Linked DNA regions of Homo sapiens: region 2 is linked to region 1. Evidence: read pairs that join two places in POLR2A ChIA-PET (ENCODE). Cell type or tissue: PC-9. All regions are shown on one strand.

Region 1 (8,000 bases):
TATATCTTGACTCTATCAATGTCAATATCCTTGTTGTGATACTGTACCATATAGTTTTGCACTATGCTACCACTGGGGGAATCTGGTAAGGAGTTTACAGGATCTCTCTGTATTATTTCCTACATGCATGTGAATATACAATTATCTCAAAATAAAAAGCTTAAAAAAAACAACATGCCTAAATACAAATTCATTATTAACTGGTTCCAGTTAATCTCAGTTTGAGGAACAACCATTCTTCTAGACACCCAGGTTAAAAACCTGAGGTCATCTTTTACTTCATTCCTTCTCTTTCCTCCTATCCCCCTCCCTACATATCTTTTTTTGGTTTTTTGTTTGTTTGTTTGTTTAAAGACAGAGTCACTCTCTTGCCCAGGCTATGGTCTATGGAGGTGATCTTAAAGCTACAAGTCTTATGTCTCAATCTCTGTATGAGCTACTGCCATATTTCAGGCACTTGTGATTTGCAACTTGCATTACTAATGCAAAAATACGCCCATATCACTTTCTAGCTTAATGGCTTCCGTGATTTGCCATTCTTGCATAATGGGCTGGAGCTTTATATAGAGCATACAAGGCTTTTCATGATCCAGCCCATGAACTGCTCAGGTTATATTAGTTATAGTTTCAAATGTTTGGAGATTTTCCAGTTATCTTTCTGTTATTAATTTTTAATTTGATCCCATTATGTCCAGAGAATATACTCTATCATTTCAATTCTTTTAAATTTGTTAAGGTTTTTTTAAATCAAGGTGAATATTTTATGGACATTTGAAAAGAATGTGTATTGCACTGTTATTGGGCAAAGTGTTCTATAAATATGTTAGGTCCCGTTGGTTGATGGTGTTCAGTTCTTCTACATCCTGATGATTTTCTCTCTAGTAGTTCTATCAGTTGCTAAGGGTGGGGTGTTGAAATCCCCAACTCTAATTGTGGATTTGTCTATTTCTCTTTTTAACTCTGTTTTTGCTTCATATATTTTGAAGCTCTGGTGTTTGGCACATACACATTAAAGATTGCTATATATTTTTGGTGGATTGATTTATTGATTTTTTTTTTTTTTTTGAGACAGGGTCTCACTCTGTCACCCAGGCTGGAGTGCAGCACACTGCTGAGTGTGATCTCAGTTCACTGCAACTTCCATCTCCTAGGCTCAAGCAATCCTCCCACCTCAGTCTCCCAAGTGGCTGGGACTATAGGCACGCACCACTGTGCCCAGCTGATTTTTGTATTTTTTTTAGTAGAGATGGGGTTTCATCATATTGCCCAGGCTGGTCTCGAATTCCTGGGCTCAAGCGATCCGCCCACGTTGGCCTCCCAAAGTACTGAGATTACAGAAGTGAGATCTCTTTATTATTATATAATGTCCCTCTTTGTCCCTAGTAATTTTCTTTCTCTGAACTTACTTTATCTGATATTAACATACTCAGTACTGCTTTCTTAAAATTAGTGTTTGCATGATGTATTACCTTTTATCCTTTCACTTTCAGCCTACCTGTCTCATTATGTTTGAAGGAACATATACTTGCAGACAGCAGATACAGACAGTCTCTGACTTACAATGGTTTGACTTAAATGATTTTTTTTTTTTTTTTGAGACGGAGTCTCGCTCTGTCGCCCAGGCTGGAGTGCAGTGGCGCAATCTCGGCTCACTGCAAGCTCCGCCTCCCGGGTTCACGCCATTCTCCTGCCTCAGCCTCCCGAGTAGCTGGGACTATAGGCGCCCGCCACCATGCCCAGCTAATTTTTTGTAGTTTTAGTAGAGACGGGGTTTCACTATGTTAGCCAGGATGGTCTCTATCTCCTGACCTCGTGATCTGCCCACCTCGGCCTCCCAAAGTGCTGGGATTAGAGGCGTGAGTCACCGCGCCCGGCATGATTTTTTTTTTTTTAACCTTATGATGGTTCAAAAGCAATATACATTCAGTAGAAATCATACTTTAAGTACCCATACAACCATTTCTATTGTTCACTTTCAGTACCGTATTCAACAGATAACATGACATATTCAATACTTTATCATAAAATAGGCTTTATGTTAGGTAATTTTGCCCAACTATAGGCTAATGTAAGTGTTCTGAGCACATTTAAGTTAGGCCTGGCTAAGCTATAATGTTTGACAGGTTAGATGTATTAAATGTATTTTTGACTTTGAATGTTTTTCAACTTACCATGGATTTATTGGGAACATAACCTCATCATAAGTCAAGAAGCATCTGTACGTCTGTTTTTATGTATTGTGTTGTTTCTTTCTTTCCCTCCCTCCTTGTTCCCTTCCCTTCTCTCCTCCTCCTCTTCCCCCTCCCATTCCCTCCTCTCCCCTCCCCTCCCCTTCCCTTCCCTTCCTTCTACCTTCTTTCCCTTTCTTAGGTCCCAGCCTCCTTCTGTTAATTTATTTCTGTATGGAGAGCTTCCTTTAGCCATTCTTTAAGGGTAGGTCTCAACAAACTGTTTCTCTTCATCTGAGAATGTCTTCATTTTTCCCTTTATTCCTGAAGGCCAATTTCACCTGATAACAGGATTCAAGGTTGACGGTTTTGTTTTCAGCACTTGATAAGTGTTGGACCACTTCTAGATGGCCCCCATCATTTCTTTTACAGGTAGTGCAAAAATACAGTTTGAATTAGCATTCCTTCCTGGTTGTTTCTCCCTGACTGTTTTAAAGATTTCTTTTTTCTTAATCTCCAGTTTTTAGAAGGTTAATTATGATGTGTCAGTATGGCTTTGGACTGTTTTCTCTATTTGGAGCTCAATCAACTTCTTGAATCTGTAGGTGTTTGTCTTCCACCGGATTTGGGAAGTTTTCAGCCATTATTTCTCCGAATACGTTTTAGTCTCACACTTTCTCCTCTCCTGCAAAGACTCTGATGATACAAATGTCAGTAGCTCTATCACAGGATCCTTAGGGTGTCACTTCACCAGCCAGAAACCTCTGTGGCTAGTGGCATCTTCTGCCTGAGTATTGCTTGTGCCCGCTGGGCTTGTTCTGCCCACTCAGCCCAGCAGGCTGCGCTCAGCTCACACTACAGGCCCAGATCCCACACTTGCCAGGGGTGAGCCAGGCATGGAGTGGCAAGGCGTGTGTGGGCAAGTGAGCGCAGGGTCTGGCCACTATGCACAGCCAGGCATGCTGGCTGCTGTGGTGGGGTGGGGAGCTCAGGTGCTGGCACAGGTGCCAGCTCCATGCAAGGCTGTGGCTGGACCAGATGTACTGCACACGGCTTCCACTGCAGGCATCCACGCCTGGATGAGGGGAACGCAGTGGCACCCGGAAGCTTGGAGACGCCAGAAATCGCAGAGCCCGAAAGAGGGTGTCACAGCCCTAGCTCAGGGAGCTGCAGCTCTTCTCTCCTTGTCACCCACAACATGGAGAGTGGGGGTGGCGGCAGGGGGGTGTTTCAGCCCTATTTGTGTTACGGCTCTTTTAGCCCTGCCATTTGAAGAGGAGGAAAAAATGATTCTATACCGTCTTGTTCTGAAACCATAAGCCTGATGTTTAAAGGAAGTAGTGGTTGGTGGCTGTATTCAAAGGGCAGGAAAAATGGAGTAAGAAACTGATCAGTGGCTGGGCACTGTGGCCCATACCTGTAATCCCAGCACTTTGGGAGGCCAAGGCAGGTGGATTGCTTGAGGTCAGGAGTTCAAGACCAGCCTGACCAACATGGTGAAACCCCGTCTGTACTAAAAATAAAAAAAATTAGCCAGGCATGGTGGTGGGTGCCTGTAGTCCTAGCTACTCAGGAGGCTGAGGCAGGAGAATCGCTTGAACCTGGGAGGCAGAGGTTGCAGTCAGACGAAATCATGCCATTGCACTCTAGCCTGGGCGACAGACACTCCGTCTCAAAAAAATAGAAAGAAAGAAAGAAAGAAATCGATCAATATTAACTCCACCAAATAGAGAAATGCTGCTCATTGGTTCTTAACTATCTGATTAAAAATGGGCTTTGTGCATATGCTGAACTCTGCAGTTATTAAAGAAATCATGAAGTGTTATTGTTTGGATGCATAGTCCTGTGATTGGTAGCATAAATGATGTGATACTGGGTAAGTGGATACAAAATTTGATTGGCCACATGTTTTAAAGCATGTATTTGAACATACAATTGGCTAATATATCTGAGCACTGCCTGTAAATGACAGATGGTTCTAACTTTCTTGAACCCATCTTCCACAGGGAGTGAAGTGGATAGCAGGGAAGGTTACAAATCAGTGGATTGAGAATGGCAAACAGGAATAACTCACTACTGATTCTGCCCAGCTGCTACTGAACACTGTCCTGAAAGAGCCAAAGACATTACTAATTGATCACAGCACTCTCCTGTTGAGTTTAGTTGATCACAATAAGAGTGCTGTGATCACAATAAGAGAGTGCTGTGATCAATTAGTAATGTCTTCCACCGGTTCAGGAATGGGCGTTGGCTGCACATATGCCACCTATTTAACACTTCCGACCTAGAAAATTCCTCTAGAGAGCACATCCTCTCTGGCTGTAGATACAGGCAGCCAACTTATCTGTTTGAAGACCCAAGGATTAAAAAAGGTCCATCTTGAGGGGTTTGTAATAAGGAGATTTATTAGTGTTGGGCCCAGAGTAATGGATGGAGTTTTTCCAACATTTTGCCCAGGGGCTCAGAACATATGGACTGCTAGTTGAGATGGGGCTTGGAATTACATTTACACACATTCCACCAATAAATATTTGAACACAGGTGCATTTTTTAACAATAGTTTTCTGCATGAACTGCAAAAATGCCTTCCAAATGACCTCTGTCTCTGGGGTCCTACCCTTCCTACTCCCATAAATCTGGTAGCCAACAAACAGCTGTAGACACAGCTTGTCTTGGGGATTAGGGGCTGCCTTGACAGGAAATAAAGCAAGGATCACTTTTTTTTTTTTTTTGAGACAGGGTCTCACTTTGTTGCTCAGGCTGGAGTGCAGTGGTGCAATCAGAGATCACTGCAGCCTCCATCTACCTGGGCTCAAGCAATTCTCCCACCTCAGCTTCCCGAGTAGCTGGGACCACAGGGGCACACCACCATGACCAGCTAATTTTTTTTTTTATACTTTAAGTTCTAGGGTACATGTGCACAACGTGGAGGTTTGTTACAAAGGTATACATGTGTCATGTTGGTGTGCTGCACCCGTTAACTCGTCATTTACATTAGGTATATCTCCTAATGCTATCCCTCCTCCCTCCCCCCACCCCACGACAGGCCCTGGTGTGTGATGTTCCCCACCCTGTGTCCAAGTGTTCTCATTGTTCAATTCCCACCTATGAGTGAGAACATGCAGTGTTTGGTTTTCTGTCCTTGCGATAGTTTGCTCAGAATGATGGTTTCCAGCTTCATCCATTTCCCTACAAAGGATATGAACTCATCCTTTTTTACGGCTGCATAGTATTCCATGGTGTAAATGTGTCACATTTTCTTAATCCAGTCTATCATTGATGGACATTTGGGTTGTTCCAAGTCTTTGCTACTGTGAATAGTGCCGCAATAAACATATGTGTGCATGTGTCTTTATACCAGCATGATTTATAATCCTTTGGGTACATGCCCAGTGATGGGATGGCTGGGTAAAATGGTATTTCTAGTTCTAGATCCTTGAGGAATCGCCACACTGTCTTCCACAATGGTGGAACTAGTTTACAGTCCCACCAACAGTGTAAAAGTGTTCCTATTTCTCCACATCCTCTCCAGCACCTGTTGTTTTCTGACTTTTTAATGATCGCCATTCTAACTGGTGTGAGATGGTATCTCATAGTGGTTTTGATGTGCATTTCTCTGATGGCCAGTGATGGTGAGCATTTTTTCATGTGTCTGTTGGCTGCATAAATGTCTTCTTCTGAGAAGTGTCTGTTTATATCCTTTGCCCACTTTTTGATGGGGCTGTTTGATTTTTGCTTGTAAATTTAAGTTCTTTGTAGATTTTGGATATTAGCCCATTGTCAGATGAGTAGATTGCAAAAATTTTCTCCCATTCTGTAGGTTGCCTGTTCACTCTGACGGTAGTTTCTTTTGCTGTGCAGAAGCTCTTTAGTTTAATTAGATCCCATTTGTCAATTTTGGCTTTTGTTGCCATTGCTTTTGGTGTTTTAGTCATGAAGTCCTCGCCCGTGCCTATGGCCTGAATGGTATTGCCTAGGTTTTCTTCTGGGGTTTTTATCGTTTTAAGTCTAACATTTAAGTCTTTAATCCATCTTCAATTAATTTTTGTGTAAGATATAAGGAAGGGATCCAGTTTCAGCTTTCTACATATGGCTAGCCAGTTTTCCCAGCACCATTTATTAAATAGGGAATCATTTCCCCATTTCTTGTTTTTGTCAGGTTTCTCAAAGATCAGATGGTTTTAGGTGTGTGATATTATTTCCGGGGGCTCTATTCTGTTCCATTGGTCTATATCTCTGTTTTGGTACCAGTACCATTTTGTTTTGGTTACTGTAGGCTTGTAGTATAGTTTGAAGTCAGGTAGCATGATGCCTCCAGTTTTGTTCTTTTGGCTTAGGATTGTCTTGGCAATGCGGGCTCTTTTTTGGTTCCATATGAACTTTAAAGTAGTTTTTTCCAATTCTGTGAAGAAAGTCATTGGTAGCTTGATGGGGATGGCATTGAATCTATAAATTACCTTGGGCAGTATGGCCATTTTCACAATATTGATTCTTCCTATCCATGAGCATGGAATGTTCTTCCATTTGTTTGTGTCCTCTTTTATTTCGTTGAGCAGTGGTTTGTAGTTCTCCTTGAAGAGGTCCTTCACATCCCTTGTAAGTTGGATTCCTAGGTATTTTATTCTCTTTGAAGCAATTGTGAATGGGAGTTCACTCATGATTTGGCTCTTTGTTTGTCTGTTATTGGTGTATAGGAATGCTTGCGATTTTTGCACATTGATTTTGTATCCTGAGACTTTGCTGAAGTTGCTTATCAGCTTAAGGAGATTTTGGGCTGAGATGATGGGGTTTTCTACATATACAATCATGTTATCTGCAAACAGGGACAATTTGACTTCGTCTTTTCCTAATTGAATACCCTCTATTTCTTTCTCTTGCCTGACTGCCCTGGCCAGAACTTCCAACACTACGTTGAATAGGAATAGTGAGAGAGAGCATCCCTGTCTTGTGCCAGTTTTCAAAGGGAATGCTTCCAGTTTTTGCCCATTCAGTATGATACTGGCTGTGGGTTTATCATATATAGCTCTTATTATTTTGAGATACGTCCCATCAATACCTAGTTTATTGAGAGTTTTTAGCATGAAGGGCTGTTGAATTTTGTCGAAGGCCTTTTCTGCATCTATTGAGATAATCATGTGGTTTTTGTCTTTGGTTCTGTTTATATGATGGATTACGTTTATTGATTTGCATAGGTTGAACCAGCCTTGCATCCCAGAGATGAAGCCAACTTGATCATGATAGGTAAGCTTTTTGATGTGCTGCTGGATTTGGTTTGCCGGTATTTTATTGAGGATTTTTGCATCAATGTTCATCAGGGATATTGGTCTAAAATTCTCTTTTTTTGTCGTGTCTCTGTCAGGCTTTGATATCAGGATGTTGGCCTCATAAAATGAATTAGGGAGGATTCTCTCTTTTTCTATTGATTGGAATAGTTTCAGAAGGAACGGTACCAGCTCCTCTTTGTACCTCTGGTAGAATTCGGCTGTGAATCTGTCTGGTCCTGGACTTTTTTTGGTTGGTAGGCTATTAATTATTGCCTCAATTTCAGAACTTGTTATTGGTCTATTCAGGGATTCAACTTCTTCCTGTTTTAGTCTTGGGAGGGTGTATGTGTCCAGGAATTTATCCATTTCTTCTAGGTCTTCTAGTTTATTTGCATAGAGGTGTTTATAGTATTCTCTGATGGTAGTTTGTATTTCTGTGGGATCAGTGGTGATATCCCCTTTATCATTTTTTATTGCGTCTATTTGATTCTTCTCTCTTTTCTTCATTAGTCTTGCTAGCGGTCTATCAATTTTGTTGATCTTTTCAAAAAACCAGCTCCTGGATTCA
Region 2 (8,000 bases), 120 kb before region 1:
GAATCAGATGAGATGCTTGGTCTCTAGTAAGACCTTAAGGGATGGACAGAAGACAGGCAGATTTTGGATATGGTATACGTGGCTGTGGGCTAGCGTGTTTACTACTGGGCCTGGGATGTATTTGGAATGTACACATGTGTCCTTTGCTTCTCAGAACACTTTGAGGCAGCAGAGTTACTACTGCCTGCCAGCCTGCCTCACAGGGTTTTTTGTTTTGTTTTGTTTTCTTTTTTTTTGAGATGAGTTTCACTCTTGTTGCCCAGGCTGGAGTGCAATGGTGTGATCTTGGCTCACTGCAACCTCCACCTACTGGGTTCAAGCGATTCTCCTGCCTCAGCCACCTGAGTAGCTGGGATTACAGGTGCATGCTACCATGCCCGGCTAATATTTTTTATTTTTATTTTTATTTATTTATTTATTTTTGAGATGGAGTCTCGCTCTGTCACCAGGCTGGAGTGCAGTGGTGCAATCTCGGCTCACTGCAACCTCTGCCTCCCAAGTTTAAGTGATTCTCTTGCCTCAGCCTCCCAAGTAGCTGGGACTATAGGCACGCGCCACCACACCCAGCCAATTTTTTGTACTTTTAATAGAGACGAGGTTTCACTATATTGGCTAGGGTGGTCTTGAACTCCTGACCTCAGGTGATCTGCCCGCCTCAGCCTCCAAAAGTGCTGGAATTACAGGCATGAGCCACCGCGCCTGGCCCTGACAGGGCTTTGTAATGCTCAAATAATATGATCCAAGGGTCAGAGTTGAGTAAACTATAGAACATAGTCCTTGCATTCCACCCCAGGGGCCCAATAACGAGGTCTTTCTCTAAATCTCAGAAAACACTAAGCTAAGGGAGGTAAGTTCTGCAGATGGGTTTTCTCTGTGTGTGTGTGTGTGTGTGTGTATACATATATATATACACACACACATATATATATATACACACATATATATACATTTAAACCTTTGGTGCTCTACTTGTCTGCTACCAAAATTGTAGGCAGATGACTGAAAAATGTAACACACAGAATGGCCTGCATAGAAACCTGGCTCTTGGAAGTCATATGAGTCAGTTTCCTCAACTGTAAAGTGGTGGCTCACTGTACAGACACTCAGTAAGCACCCAGCAAATGAACACCTTCCAGGGGTTCTGTATTGGAGTCAGCTGTATAGAATGAAAACAAATGACAAAAGGGGAAACACACAGAGTTTATTATTCTCCCCCATAAAAAAGGCCGGAGGTGACAGTCCAAGCTGAGATGGCCTCTCCCCCAGGCACTGTCTCTCTACTTTGCCCCCCTGCGGCACCTTGTTCAGCTGGCATGTCAGCATTCCACACAGCACGAAGGAGGAAGGACAAATGGACTCTCCCCATCTCTCTGCCCACTGCCCCCCTCCCCACAACCCGTTTAAAAAATAGATATGGGGGGCCGGGTGCGGTGGCTCGTGCCTGTAACCCCAGCACTTTGGGAGGCCGAGGCGGGTGGATCACGAGGTCAGGAGATCGAGACCATCCTGGCTAACACGGTGAAACCCCGTCTCCACTAAAAATACAAAAAATTCTCCAGGCATGGTGGTGGCAGGCGCCTGTAGTCTCAGCTACTCTGGAGGCTGAGGCAGGAGAATAGCGTGAGCCCGGGAGGCGTAGCTTGCAGCAAGGCGAGATTGCGCCACTGCACTCCAAGCCTAGGCGACAGAGCGAGACTCCATCTCAAAAAAAAAAAAAAAAAAAAAATAGACATGGGGGCCTGGCGCGGTGGCTCACGCCCGTAATCCTAGCACTTTGGGAGTCCGAGGTGGGCGGATCACGAGGTCAGGGGTTCGAGACCAGCCTGGTCAGCGTGGTGAAAATCCATCTCTACTAAAAATATAAAAATCAGCTGGGCGTGGTGGCGCATGGCTGTAGTCCCAACCACTCAGGAGGCTGAGGCAGGAGAATCACTTGAACCCGGGAGGCGGAGCTTGCAGCGAGCCGAGATCGTGCCACCACACTCCAGCCTGGGCGACAGAGCGAGACTCCGTCTCAAAAAAAAAAAAAAAATAGACATAGGGTCTTGCTATGTTGCCCAGGCTGGTCTTAAACTCCTTCCTTGAGTGATTCTCCCACCTTGGCTTCCCAAAGTGCTGGGATTTACAGGAGTGAGACACAGTGCCCAGCCTCTCTACATTTTTTTTTTTTTTTTTTAAGACAGACTCTCACTCAGTCCCTCAGGCTGGAGTGCAGTGGTGTGATCTCAGCTCACTGCAATCTCCACCTCCCAGGTTCAATTGATTCTCCTGCCTCAGCCTCCCAAGTAGCTGGGACTACACGCCTGGCTAATTTTTGTATTTTTAGTAGAGACAGGGTTTTGTCATGTTGGCCAGGCTGATCTCAAACTCCTGACCTCAAATCATCCACCCGCCTTGGCCTCCCAAAGTCCTGGGATTACAGGCATGAGCCATTGTGCCCAACCCTCCCTGCCCTGTTTTAAGGAGGGTCCTGTTCAACAATTACTCTACAGACCAATTGCCCGCAACTATATACTTGGCAGTGAGGAACTGCTGGGGAGGCTGGGAGATTCAGCCTATAGGCACCTTGGTGGCCCTAATAACTCTTTTATCTTCTTCTTCTTCCCCATCAGAACCTGTTCTCAAGGAAAAGAGCTAAGGTAGGCTGCCAGATAAAATGCTGAGGTAAGTCTGTTCCAGAAAATATTGGGACATAGACTAAAAAATTGTTGTTTGTTTATCTGAAACTCAAATTTAACTGAGTGTCTTCTTTTCCCCCTAAATCTGGCAATCCTAATCCAAGGCTAAACTCATTTTCAGGACGCAAAAGGCTCTGGCCTTACCTTTTGAGTCAGGACGTTGCACTTTGACAGAAGGCTCTGGAAGGAAACTTTAAAGGGAGCCTTCCAGAGGGAAATGCGGTGTTGGGGTAGGTCTGCCTTTGGCTATGGGCTTTCTGGCTGCCGGAGGGCCCAGGGTCCCCCAGGAAAGCCTTCTGTGGAGGTCTTTTGAGAGAGACAAAGCAGAGGGGTGGAGGAAGGGCGGCTCAGGTGGAAGGAGTGAGGACAAAGGTGAGTGCCCCTGGGCAGGAAGTGCTGAAAGAGAGAAGGAGGGAGGCCACCAGGCCTGGGCCTGGAGCCAGCCTGGGAGACTCCCAGCCGCCCACTTCTCGGGGCCTCCCTTTTCCAGCCCCTTGCTTTCGAGGCAGCAGTGCCATTATTTGGGGAAACCAGCTAACCAGATAGGACAGCAAACCGGGGATTTATGTGGTGTGGGAACAGCTCAGGTTTCCCTCCCTGTTTACCCAGCAGTATTTTTTAAAACAGAAATCAGCGTGTGGGTAACCGCAGCTGTGAGTTACTAGCTCTGGCTGTGAGGGCTGGGGTGGGGGGAGTCTCTTCAGAGCCCTCTGTCCACTGGCCTGGGAGCTACTGAAGGAATGTGCCTCTCCCCATCCCAGGCCAGGTGGAGAAGGTGGCCCTGCGGAAGTTCCCAGATCACTGCCCACCTCACCCTTCCCCTCCCGACGAAGGCCAGCACACCTGGGGGAGGTGTGATGATGGTTCAAGGTCTAAAGCTTTAGAGATCAGTCAGTTTAGGGGTCAGAACCCATGGAGCCAGGCAAGTAAACACAGGTTCCCCAAGCCAGCTGGGAGGGAGACACCTGGGTGCCTTTGATGGGAGAAAGAGGGGGCCAACAGCTACTTGGCACTGGCCAATTTTCCCTTGCATGAACATGGGCCCAGTGTAACCAACCATATCTTTCCATTTGTCAAAAAAAAGCCATATTTCCAGATTTTTTATAGGCAACCTGTCAACTTTTAAATGTTGGCAATGAATTCAAAACACTGCCATTCAATTAAAAGCAGCCCAGAACATGGCACGACTGGTTCTTGGAATACCAATCTGCAATCTCTGATCTTGTCCAACTCTCTCTGCTCCCCATTTTACAGATCAGGAAGCTGAGGCCCAGAGAGGCCTAGGGACTTAGCCATGGCTGCAGCAGTTGTTATTGGGAATGCCATGAGGCCAGGATGCCTGTTATGTGTTCTTTGCCCAGCCTAGCAGTTTGGCTGGCTTGGCTATGCCAGAGGTCTCACCATGCAGTTCTCAAGTGCTTCCTGAGCATCTCTCATTTGCATAGACATGACATTTACAAACACATCCATCATCTACTTGATTCTGGCAATGACACCGAGGGAGCAGAACTGGCATTAATCCATTTTTTTTAATGGTGAGAACACTGAGGTTTGGAGAGGCTGGTGACCTGCCAAAGTCACAGTCCTAGAAAGGGCTGCAGCCAGGGCCTCCAATTACAGATCAAGGGTTTTTCCACCCCCAAACTCAGTCATCTCGTAAAAACGTCAGGCTCCTTGGGGAATACAGCTTGAGATGGATAATCAACTCCTCCTAAAAGGGAACCATAAATGGATGAGATACTTGGGTAAACTGAATATTCTTTGTAACTTAAAGTTAATTGAAAATCCATAGGTTATCAATTTTCCAAGCAGGAGAATAAAATAGAAGGTATTTCAAAGAGCAATTATAGTAGGCATGGCTTAATCTTTCTTTGATGATTCTGAAGGCATTTCAGGGGAATGTAATGCCTTAGGGCATCATTATGAACACCAATAATTACTGTGTAGGGCTGTGACGCAAATTCTCATCAATCCCCTCCTGGCTGTCGGGGTGTTTTCAGAGAGGATCATGCAGGGAGTGTGAACGTGTGCCTGTCTGTTTCTTGCTGCTCTCTCCGCCTTTGTCAATTTCAGGGTGCTGTTGTGGAAAATGCAGTGTCCCTGGAAGGGGGAGGTCACTTAACCTTAATGAGCTTCTGTTTCTTTATTAAAATGGGGTAATGCAGACTCCTATACTCACTGTCAAGGTTTTGTGGGGCTCAGATGTCAGTGTCAGAGCAGGAAGAAACTTTAGATCATGATATGCACCAGCTTCATTCTGCCATGGAAAAATCTGAGGCCCAGAGAGGTTAGGAGCCTCGTCCAAGGTCACCCAGCCAGGGAGAGGGTGCTAGAACCTGGGTTTTCTGCTTCCTAACCTCTTTCCTGAATATAACACTATGGAAGAAAAAGATCTGGAGGAACGGAAAGATGAACACATGATTACACATGCAAACAATACTGGGGTCTCTCTGATCAGAGAAGGTGTGATCTTCCAGCCTCAGGAGAGGGGCCATCCAAGTCCTGGAGGAGGTGAACCCCTTAGTTCAGGGCTGGGAGTAGCCTGGGGGCAGCAGAGACACTGCTGTGAGGTTTATAGTTTCATGACTGTCAGAGCTTTTTAAAATGTGGTAATTTTAAGTGTGCAGCCTCCCAGGGTCTTTCTTCTTTTAATTGAAGAAATAAACCATCTCCCCTAAGGCATGCTTGGCGAAGGAGAAAGGCAGGTGCAAGGCTCACAGAGGAGAGCAGCAGCCTAGAAGGGCTCTGTGTCATGGGGAAGTAAAACATCCCAGAAACAGAGAGCAGAAGGCCTTGACTGAGCCCCAGGAGAGGCAGGACACCAGGGGTGCACACCCATAAACACACACATACACATGTATGTCTCCTCCCTGGAGCCTGAGAGTCCCTATATACAGCAGGTGCATGTGGGCCACACATCACACAAAATTGAATACAGGCAGGCTCAGAGCACCAGCACACACGTATGTCCTTGACACCCTTAGAGATACTACTAAGCACGTGTGTGTACCTGCTCACCCATATGGCAGAGCCCCTGGATCTGGGCAGAAATGCCAAAGCAGGGGCAGGCGCGTGTGCGCGCGCACACACACACACACACACACACACACACACTAGCACAGCCACAAAAGCTCAATCCACATCCAGCATTCCTAACAACACACACACAGCTAGACACGCTAGGAGACACATCAGGACAATGTTTCCACTCCCGCTGCCATACACATATGCAGGTCCACATTCACCAGTGGGGTAGGGTAGAGTCTCATCAGTCCAGACTCGCAGACAGCTGGACACAGAGGTGATCTCTGAAACCCAATGTCTACACACTGTGGTCTTTGTTACACACACACACACACACATTGAAATGATGTCCTCAGCCTTTGGTTATTTTTGGTTTCTTCTGAGCTGGAGTTTCACTCTTGTTGCCTAGGCTAGAGTGCAGTGGCGTGATCTCAGCTCACTGCAACCTCCACCTCCCGGGTTCAAGTGATTCTCCTGCCTCAGCCTCCCAAGTGGTTGGGACTACAGGCGCCCGCCACCACACCCTACTAATTTTTGTATTTTTAGTGGAAACAGGGTTTCACCATGTTGGCCAGGCTGGCCTTGAACTCCTGACCTCAGATGATCCTTCCGCCTTGGCCTCCCAAAGTGCTGGGATTACAAGCTTGAGCCACCGCACCCGGCCGAGCCTTCGGGTATTTTGAAAGCTGAATGTGTGGTTACATTTTCTTTTCTTTTTCTTCTTTTTTTTTTGAGACGGAGTCTCTCTCTGTCACCAGGCTGGAGTGCAGTGGCGCGATCCTGGCTCACTGCAACCTCTGACTCCCCGGTTCAAGTGATTCTCCTGTCTCAGCCTCCTGAGTAGCTAGGATTACAGGCATGCACCACCACGTCCAGCTAATTTTTGTATTTTTAGTAGAGCCAGGGTTTCACCATGTTGGCCAGGATGGTCTCCATCTCCTCAAATCGTCATCCGCCCGCCTTGGCCTCCCGAAGTGCTGGGATTACAGGCGTGAGCCACAGTGCCCGGCCTACGTTTTCAAACAGCAATAGCATTCGCCTCCTCTGTCAGTTTAACCCCCATCACAACTCCCACTTTTGGCACCTAAACAGTTAATTTCCCAGTTCATGGGCCTTCAAAGTCCTGCTCTAGTCTCTGGAGGAACTTTCACCTACAGAGGAAGGTGTAAGGGAAACTAGTTCATGGATTTAAGTAGAAACATTTTAGGTGTAGCTTTCACATACAGAGGAGTGAGAAAAAACTGATTCATGGATTTAGATGGAAACATTGTAGTATGAACCCAGCGGAGGGTCTGGGAGCGCCTTCTGGTGGTGAGAATTAGAACCGCAGCACTTTCTGCAATGTGCCCAGGCCAGAAAGCTCTACCTTCTGATAGGACCCACTTCTGACCCTAGAATGGGGGAACTGATGGAGGTGTCAAGCCACTGTGGTCCCACAGCTGCATGCAGGCACAGGGGATAGGAAGAGAGCTACCTACAGGTTACTAAACCATTCCCTTTTAAAACAGCACCAGGCTTATGTCTACTCTGCGCTTCCATTTTCTAGGTTTTAAGTGGAAGATATGTGAACACCCAGTGGGCTGGATGGCTGTCCCTGCTACAAGTCTGTGATGTCTCCGTCCAGTGGCAGAGCTGGAAGGCAGGTGCTGTCGGGGCTGCATCTGCCTTGTTCACCAGCATAGGCCTAAAACCATGGAGGGGGTGCTTTGGCTTAGATCCCCACTTGGCCTGTGTGTGTAAGAGGCTCTCAGGCACCTTAATGCTACATCACCAACCAAACCTCCTGATGATTCTTTTAGGTTCTCCGTTTCCAGGCAGATTCACTTCTGTAGATTTATTTATTTATTTTTGAGACAGGGTCTGGCTCTGTCCCGCAGGCTGGAGTACAGTGATGCAATCTCGGCTCACTGTAGCCTTGACCTCAACTTCAAGTGATCCTCCAACCTCAGCCTCCCAGTATGAGGGACCACAGGTGTGCACCATCACACCTGGCTAATTTTTGTACTTTTTGTAGAGACGGGGTCTCACCATGTTGCCCAGCTGGTCTCAAACTCCTAGGCTCAAGCGATCCACCAACCTTGGCCTCTGAAATGCTGGGATTCCAGGTGTGAAGCACCGCGCCCAGTCCCTGACTTCTGTAGACGTTTGTATTGTTTACATCTACTGTGTGCAATGTACGAGATGCAGTCAGGTGTCTGGATGGACCAGGGGATCTGGCATCTTATAGACTTGGGTTTGAACCCCAACTGAGCCATTTACTGGCTGGGTGACTTTGGGTGAGTTCTTAAACCTCTCTGA

Evidence for each region. ChIA-PET counts read pairs that join two places held together with the same protein. Peaks named below come from ENCODE experiments on the same cell type or tissue, not always from the same donor. Only the 100,000 strongest peaks of a DNase experiment are listed, where the experiment ranks them.
Region 2: POLR2A ChIA-PET joins it to region 1 with 13 read pairs; 2 of 35 experiments call an interaction of 5 or more read pairs at or near these places.

What each region holds. Positions count from the first base shown.
Region 1 is chr17:43,787,451-43,795,450 of GRCh38, forward strand. CFAP97D1 (CFAP97 domain containing 1) reads left to right here. Exons shown (of 6, transcript NM_001136483.3): 6 at 1-170. Among named protein-coding and RNA genes, the nearest start is that of CFAP97D1, 11 kb to the left of the region's middle. In PC-9, a CTCF peak has its summit at 3,022; a DNase peak (open chromatin) is centred at 4,371; H3K27me3 peaks cover 1,243 bases.
Region 2 is chr17:43,666,977-43,674,976 of GRCh38, forward strand. LINC02594 (long intergenic non-protein coding RNA 2594) reads left to right here. Exons shown (of 4, transcript NR_184089.1): 2 at 2,613-2,664. Among named protein-coding and RNA genes, the nearest start is that of LINC02594, 6.1 kb to the left of the region's middle. RefSeq lists enhancers at 1,515-2,014, 2,589-3,112, 3,113-3,634. In PC-9, CTCF peaks have their summits at 7,018 (motif pointing left) and 7,220; DNase peaks (open chromatin) are centred at 1,175, 3,295, 4,195, 6,975 and 1 weaker place; H3K4me3 peaks cover 431 bases; H3K27ac peaks cover 3,216 bases.